Regions from separate parts of the Homo sapiens genome. Here regions 1 and 3 are each linked to region 2. The links are chromatin contacts, found by Hi-C or POLR2A ChIA-PET in ENCODE. All regions are on one chromosome and are shown on one strand. The core of a region is the stretch at or near the end of the contact, and the rest is flanking DNA. Distances in the headings are between cores, read along the strand shown.

Region 1 (2,700 bases), core at 50-2,549, 57 kb before region 2:
TATATAGCCAGTTAGAATTTTTTAAATTAAAAGCAATTTATGTGTCATTTAGAACTAAGTAAAACTACACAAGAAAATCTCTTATAAATCATACAAGGACTGCTTTAAGAAACTCATTTGTTTCTAATTTATTTTCTCCATTAGCAACGTGTTGCTAAAATCACAAGAGAATAGAACATTGCTCATATGAATTAATTCCTATCCATCGGCAACAAGGGGAACCAAGGGTCGGCTACGGCATCCAAAGAAAGGCAATTATGCACAATGAGCAAAGAAGGTGGTTCGAGGTTGCACTGCCAAGAAATGACATATTCCAGTGGAGTTAAACCCCCCTCTTCAAATTTTGGCATTCTGCGGTATAAAAATAAAACTGAAGAACATTGAAAAGCAAAGCTTGCCACCTGCTGCCCACTGGCATAATCGTAAATGTTCAAATTGCATCCTTTTTTTTTTATTTAAACCCTTCTACTAATTGATTGGCATGGATATTTCCATATTGCGTATTTATTCATTTTCACCAGTCTCTGAGAGGAAATGTCAGCCCCTCAAATTTTTAACCAGATGCTATTTCAAACCCTATACATAATCAGCTATAACCAGTGCACCTCTAACCAGAAAGCAAACCCAACTTCCAAATGGTTATATATGTTGTGTACTGTATATAATAAATCCACCAAAATGCAGTTGTGCTCATTATAGTATCCAGACCAGGGAAGAATTCCTTTGAAAATGTGCCAGCTCTGTCCTATGCTTCCAGGCCTGTCATCATTCTAGATGATATGGAATACAAAACCCATTTTCTGATCCTTATAGATTTTAAAATCCAAACATTAATAGCTTAACTCCCTTCAGCTAGTTTATAAATAGTTGATATACATTCACACTACAAAATTTCAAGTAGAAGCCCAGCTAAAACACCTCAAAGATCAGCTTTAAACATTTAAACTTAAATACCTTAATTATATTAATACCGACAAGTGTTTTCATGGGTTCTGAAAATGTTTTCAGTATTCTTTTTCATTTGCACTTATTCTAAAGAAGTCTGAGAAATAAATGCATTTTAGCCTTTTTTTTTTTTTTAGAACAACAATCCTTCAAGTCTCGTCTCTTTCTTCTAACTCTGTAGATTTGCGTATCCATGCCATCATTCCCTCAAAAACAATCCAGAACGCTGCTAAGGAGAAAGTGAAACTTTGAATTAAAGAAGAAAATGCCATCTGAGAGAAAGATGCCCTAACAGCCAGTCACAAACCCAATTAGGACGGTGAATGATGCAAACACGACTCCATCTGCTCTCCTGTCCCCCAGGGAGCCGGGGAGGGGGTTAGGGCTGTGGCCTCTTGAGAGGCTTATATGGCAAACAGTCTCATCACATCACATCGATAACTCCTGAGGCGCTTTGAAATACAACTTTAAAGGCTTCTGCCTGCTGAAACTGTCCATACGCAAAATAGCACCAAAGCTAGTTGAAGTTTTTTCAAGTTTTGTCTGGGAACTACTATAAAGCAGACAATAAAAAATAATTCATTTTCAAGACAGATGGCACCATAATGTTGCACTATTTTCTAGTGTGCATTTTTTCCTAAACACTAGAGGCAGCGTCTCCATACAAAAGAAAGTCCATCCAGCTGCAGCCAGTTAGCTTTCAGATTGCTGTTTCTGTAGAACATCACACACATTAAAAAAAAAAAAAAGTCCCTTTTTTCCCCCACCATAGTCAGCTCAACCCTTTCTTCTAAAACTCTACAGGAGCTATTATTTCATGCATTATTATTGTCAGTGTTTCTGATCTCTTTCCCGCTTGCATCTGATTGTTCACACCTGAGAACACCTAGAAGTGGTTTGTACTTGTAAGGTTAAAGTTTAGTTAGATCTTCCTACATGCTGTCTGCAATTCAGAAGGGTGCCTGGTGCACACAGGTAATGATACAGTAAGTTAATCCTTTAATTAATTAAATCCAGGCCCATTAACACCAGAACTGGGCTTTGACTGAACAGATAAAATATCTGACTTAATATCAACAGAGGGGACAGTATTACATGTTTTGTCCTATGAAAATATAGCTCTCTACTAAAAATGAAAAAAAAAACCACTTACACTAGAAATGATGGAAGAAACATTCCAGTTATCAATTATTCATTGAAACTAAAGACTATTTAGTTTGGCTGCTAGCACACTGCCTGGCACACAGTAAATATTCAACAAATACATGTGAAATTGAAAGTCCCAATCATTTCTTTTGGTTTCTTGTCAAAGACTTCCTAATGGAGCTTGATCAAATCCTTGTTTTTCATGAACATCCTAAATTATTTGAACATAAAGCTGAGCTTGATCAAATCCTTGTTTTTTATGAACATCCTAAATTAATCTGAACATAAAGCTGATATGGATATGTAAGTTTTTTAAAAGAAGTATAGCATTTCCTCACTAGGTATGAAAAGCATTTCTGATTCTGTGAAAGGCAATTACCATTATTTTTATCAAGCAGCATGTTACTACACTACTTCACAAAGCAAATCACAAAAACTTTCCTAGCAACTTTAGACCTTAATAGCTAAATTAAATGAATATAAGTCTGAAACAAAAACTGCTTTATTAATAGTATCAAATACATATGCAATTTTTGTGTCATACTGTTACTTATTTTATATTATTTTAAATAATAACTAATGAGAATGCAGTCCAGCTAGGAAGACATT
Region 2 (2,700 bases), core at 79-2,578:
CCAAAAGATAGAGGAGGAGGGAATACTTCTAAAACTCGTTCTATGAAGCTGGTATATGATACCAAAACCAAAGACACATGCAAAAAAAAAAAAAAAATTAAAAAAAAACTACAGGCCAATATCCTTAATAAACATTAATGCAAAAATCCTAGACAAAATACTAACAAACCAAATTCAACAAAACATTAAAAAGATCATTCATCATGACCAAGTGGGACTTATCCCGGGGTTGCAAGGATGGTTCAACATATGCAAATCAATGTGATACATCATATCAACAGAATGAAGGACAAAAACCATGTGATCATTTCAATTGGTGCTGAAAAAACATTTGATAAAATTCAACATCCCTTCATGAAAAAAAGCACTCAAACAACTGGGTATAGAAAAAAACATACCTGAGTACAATAAAAGCCAAAAAGTCTGTATGATAGACCCACACTAGTATCATGATGAATGGGGAAAAGATCTGGAACAAGACAAGGAGGCCCACTTTTATACTGTTATTTAACATAGTACTGGGAGTTCTAGCTAGAGCAATCAGACAAGAGAAAGAAATAAAGGGCATCCGAATTGAAAAGGAAGAAGTCAAATTATCCTTGTTTGCAGATGATATGATCTTATTTTTGGAAAAACCTAAAAACTCCACCAAAAAACTATTAGAACTAATAAAACAAATTCAGTAAAGTTGCAGGATATAAAAATCAACATATGGAAATCAGTAACATTTCTATATGCTAATAGTGAACAATTTGAAAAAGAAATCAAGAAAGTAATCCCAATTACAATAGCTACAAATAAAATAAAATACCTAGGAATTAACCCAAGCAGTGAAAGATCTCTACAATGAAAACTACAAAACATTGATGCAAGAAACTGAAGAGGGAAACAAACTGAACACTGATCCTACAAGCTGATCATCCATGAAACTACTCCGGGATCCATCAAGGCAGCAAGGGGACACAGAGAGCAAAGAGGAGTGAAGCTGCGCAGGAGCCTATCTGGAGTCAACACAGACCCATGAGAAGCTCCCCAACAAGGGAGTGGTGAGTGAGAGCCCCTCAGGGGATTCACACTTTCCACAAGGACCTGTGCAGGACTGGGAATGGGAGAATCCTTCTAGGCCCCTGCACACCCAACCATGCTTCTAAACTGAAGCAGAGAGCCACCTGGAGATTTTCCAGAGGCAACTCTCAAGTCCAAGGACACCTATACAAGCCTTGGACCCCAGAAAAAACTGGCACCAGTGACATAACCCCAGTAGAGGCCACAGTCAGGGTGCCTGGAAGCAATAAGATTGCTCCAGCCGCCCTCACCCCGCCCTTGATAGACAAGGCTCAGTGCCAACTTCCCGCCCAGTGGTCCTGTTTCTGCCTGAAGTCAGCCAGCAGCCACAGCCTCCTGCTGTACTGGGAAACACCCAGACGGCAGGGAAGGTGACTCCACTCTCCCAGTCGGCTCATAGCCAGGTGGGCCACGCCTGCTAGAGCTTCCAACCCAGCAGTCCTGCTTCTGCCTGAACTCAGCAGGCAGACTTAACCTCCTGTTGTCCTGGGAAACACCTGGACAGCAGGGGAGGCCACTCCACCCACCCCCAAAGCCGGTAGCCAGGCAGGCCATGCCTGCTAGAGCTTCCAGTCCACTGGTCCTTCTTCTATCTGAATTCTGCCAAGGGGCACAATATCCTTTTGCCCCAGGATAACACCCGGACAGCAGGGCAGGCATCTCCACCCACCTCCACCACTGGTAGGCAGAGGGGCCAGGCATGCTAGAGCTTCCAGCAGAATGGTCCCACTTCTGTCTGAACTCTGCAGGCAGGCACAACCCCATATTCCCCCAGGAAGCACCCAGACAGAACATTAGGTGACCTCACTCACCCTCACGGCTCCTAGCCAAGGAGAGCTTGCTTGTTTGCTGTACCCAAGCAGGGAGGAGCCCTCACTTTCAGGTCAGTGAGAGAAGATGCCTGGGTTCACAGGCTGGTGGAGGACCGGAGTGTGCCTCCCTCCACAGGAAACAGCAAGGATATGGCCTATGTGCCAACCGTGGCCCCTGCCTGAGGGATCCTCATGAACCAGAACTCCTAACAAAAGAAATGCAAGCACAGAGCCAGTGATTGGAGGGGCCTCCTCCAAGGCACCGGAACAAACTAGGTAAGGGAGTCATCTCTCTAACCCCCAACATAGAGCACTCCTACCCACTGTGCTAAAACAAAAAAGCTTTGCAGTACGGTAAGAGCCTATCTGCTGGCTAACATTCTTAAATGGTGCCTACTGGCTCACAGCCCAAAATACAATGGTAAAATATTTTGCCAGGATATAGTGCCTATGAAAACTTAATGCAAAGGCTCCTACTGGCACCCCACCCCAACCAACACATGTGCACCCCACTGCGCCACTGCAGCTTCTGGCACACACAAGCCAGCATGGATCCCACTGCCACGGCCCTGAGGAAAGGTGTTGGCTGGCACCCCCCATCAGAGTACTGAGGTCAGTGGACCGGGAACACCTTGGCCCCTTCAGCACACCAGGTTCCTAACACAAAGGTGTCAAGGAACAAAGCTGGGGGCCCCATACCAGCCCCACAGAATTAGAGCACACAGCATAGTAGTCAACTGAACCTAGTCAACTGAACCCACTTTAGACCACAATCAAACCCCCAATGGCAGCAAAGAAGATAAAAGCAAAAAAACTCATCCAG
Region 3 (2,700 bases), core at 136-2,635, 37 kb before region 2:
TTCATTACATGGTAACATCTACACTTGCAGACTTGATTTGCGATTTATTCAATCAAGCAGTCTCCAATCCTTCAAAGCAGATGTTTTTCCATCAAAATTAAATTCAAGTAAACTCTGCAAAGACACAAAGTCTGCAGTGACATTTAACCTTATGTTATAGTTACAGATAGAAACAGGTTCAGAAACCAGATCCAATGTGTTGTAGAGGAACTCTGAAGAGTAGCGACAGTGAAGCAAACTGGTCAAGGTCAAAGAGAAGAGAACATCACAAGGGGCATAACATTTAGGAGGTTATTGTAGGCACTTAGGAGATTGAGTCCAGCCTGTGCAACATAGCAAGACCCCATCTCTTAAAAAAAAAAAAAAGTGGCCAAAACTGCCACCAAGACAGCGATAAACTCAGATAGTGGGCTTGCAGAAAGCCCACTGACATCAAGATCTAGGTGAGCAGGTTAAGCAACAAAACCCTACACCATCCTGGCTACCAGGTTGGTCTTCTGAAAATACTTTCATCATTTGAAACAGTCAAAATTGAGTTAATTCTCAATCTGTGCGCCAAGTACTAAAGAGTCTCAGATGTCTTTCACATTCGTATCTACTCCAGTTTGACAAGCTGATCCTAGAGTTCTTTAAAAGTTCAGTGATTGTATTTTTAGGAAGTAACCCATGCCCTGAAGCTCAGCTTCTACTGTTTTTAATTCTAAAAAAGTAACCCTTAGTTATATTTAAAACTTGTCTCAGTCCACACAGTGCAAACAGTGTGACTCTCTGCCCCTTGCCTTTCTCTCCAAACAAGTTGCAGCATGTCTACCGCATGTGTCCTGGGGAGAAATGTGAGTCTAACTGTGTCTTCTGTGATCAGAGACAGCAGGTGAGAAATTGCTTTGCTGTGTGTGTCTTCACAGTAATTCCCAGCTGCCCTTTGAAGTCATTCAATAACACTAAGTGATATCAGATCACAAGAAATATAGCATGAGGTCACACATTTTAGTCTACTCTGTCTGCTTGCTCCTTGTACCAAATCCAAATAAATGCTGTTGTTTCGTTGTAAATGTCTCTGGGTTAGCCTCCTCCAAAATCCCTAAAGAGAAAAAAAAATTAGCATAACATCCCAATGCCTTTTCTATCCAGTCTCCTGGAATAATGAAGAATTCCACATAATGAAATTTTCTAAATACGTGGACCATGCCCATCAATCACCAATATATTTAATAAATCTTTACAGGTCTTTCATCCTTATGAAAATCTATTTGAAACCTGTGAGGGATGGGTGTTTGCTTTCATTGTTCTCTCTCTTCCCTCTGAGTCAGATCGTCAAGTCACACAAGCATTCTTTCCACCCTATTTTCCTACCCTATTTGCCTTTCTAATCTTACGAGTAACAACTTCACCAACCAGATAGTTGAGCATAGCAAAAATTAAAGGGACTACAAGTCACAAAGGCTGGGTACAGAATCTCATGTTTCATTCAGGAGTTTAATGCCTTTATGTCAAGTACACAGCCCCAGAATTCCCAGCTCCCCAAGAGCTGTGTTCTGGAAGCTTGAAGTTTTCTAAACCTAAGCTCAGCAGGAGTGGTTGTTAACCATGTGATGTAATTTAAAATAGGTGGTCAGCTGGGCCCAAACACACTCTTCCCAATACCGTCAATAGTTGTAAAAGCACTCACAGAATATAACGTAATTAAATCACAAGTCCTGTAATACAAAACAACCAGCAGTTTTCCTGGATTGTTTCTGATCTTATCACTGCCATGTATAACTTTTTTTAATCACAGGCATTCAATGAAAAAAAAGAAAAAGTTAAAATATCTATCTACAGTTTAGTGTATATAAGCATTTAACATTAATTAAAATAGCAAAAGGGAAAAAAATAACCCAGAAAAAAAATTTTTCTGAAAATGCTATTATATAAAAAAAATTAATAAAAGTTGCCTTTAACAAAGGAAGACCAAAATCAAAAAATGAAAAAAAGAACAGAAATAGATAATTTAGACAGAGGGAAATGAAATTAGTAAAGAAACTTATAGGGTAATGTCCAAATTAACAAAGTCATCAAAAGAGATGAACACTAAAACAAGGAGATACATCACGGCTAATTTTTTAGAAAATATAAATATTAGTACTAAGTGCTGCAAAGGAGGTAAGGAATATGGTACAAGCCTTTTTAGAAAGCAGTTTAACAATATGTTTCAAATATTTCAGTAGCCTCATTTTTAGAAATTTATTCTAATAATCAAAAAAAGGAAATAACTGGGCATACATATATGTAGGTGTCCACAGCAGCGCTATTTGTGCCAAGAAAAAATTTAAAAGAACCATAAAGGTTGAGTAGAATATGGTATTAACAGCCATTCAAAATTAGAACTATAAAGTGATACTACCAGCTTTTAAAGCATTGATAAAGTGAATTAAAACACGTTATTTCATTATTCACTGCCATTCACTCCTTAAGCACCTTCTCTAATAGTATAATTTTACTTTGTGCATTCATGCTAGTATATATGTATGATGAGTACATATTTTGAAAAATCTTGGGTTTTACAGACTGTAAACTATTATGCACATATATTGTTATAACTGTTATCTTTAGAGTTCATTCAAAGGAAGACAATACCTTTCTAAATAATCTTTAAATTTGTTTTAATCCCATCCATGTTATCTTTATTCATCCAATTGAGCCCCCTCTTAAATGCCTGCA

The links. A loop is a pair of places that touch in the nucleus more often than their neighbours do. ChIA-PET counts read pairs that join two places held with the same protein, here RNA polymerase II (POLR2A). Pooled maps may share reads with other maps.
Region 1: a loop to region 2 is called in a pooled map, with 2.1 times the contacts of the local background. The contact joins two enhancer-like sites. A Hi-C loop is called at or near these places in 3 of 168 maps with a recorded cell type or tissue (Caco-2, K562 and endothelial cell of umbilical vein) and 1 of 50 pooled maps. POLR2A ChIA-PET finds 5 or more read pairs at or near these places in 2 of 52 experiments (BJ and activated T-cell).
Region 3: a loop to region 2 is called in a map of Right ventricle myocardium inferior, with 2.9 times the contacts of the local background. The contact joins two enhancer-like sites. A Hi-C loop is called at or near these places in 10 of 168 maps with a recorded cell type or tissue (IMR-90, K562, PC-3 and 5 more) and 4 of 50 pooled maps. POLR2A ChIA-PET finds 5 or more read pairs at or near these places in 7 of 52 experiments (BJ, OCI-LY7, PC-3 and 4 more).

Annotation. Positions count from the first base shown.
Region 1 is chr2:33,032,609-33,035,308 of GRCh38, reverse strand. The region is part of intron 3 of LTBP1 (latent transforming growth factor beta binding protein 1); the gene reads right to left. Among named protein-coding and RNA genes, the nearest start is that of LTBP1, 87 kb to the right of the region's middle. Within about 2 kb of position 1,299, at least 5 of the 41 ENCODE cell types and tissues checked have a DNase peak (open chromatin) inside an H3K27ac peak, as active enhancers do.
Region 2 is chr2:32,976,064-32,978,763 of GRCh38, reverse strand. All of the region lies in intron 2 of LTBP1 (latent transforming growth factor beta binding protein 1), which reads right to left. Among named protein-coding and RNA genes, the nearest start is that of LTBP1, 30 kb to the right of the region's middle. Within about 2 kb of position 1,328, at least 5 of the 41 ENCODE cell types and tissues checked have a DNase peak (open chromatin) inside an H3K27ac peak, as active enhancers do.
Region 3 is chr2:33,012,661-33,015,360 of GRCh38, reverse strand. All of the region lies in intron 2 of LTBP1 (latent transforming growth factor beta binding protein 1), which reads right to left. Among named protein-coding and RNA genes, the nearest start is that of LTBP1, 67 kb to the right of the region's middle. Within about 2 kb of position 1,385, at least 3 of the 41 ENCODE cell types and tissues checked have a DNase peak (open chromatin) inside an H3K27ac peak, as active enhancers do.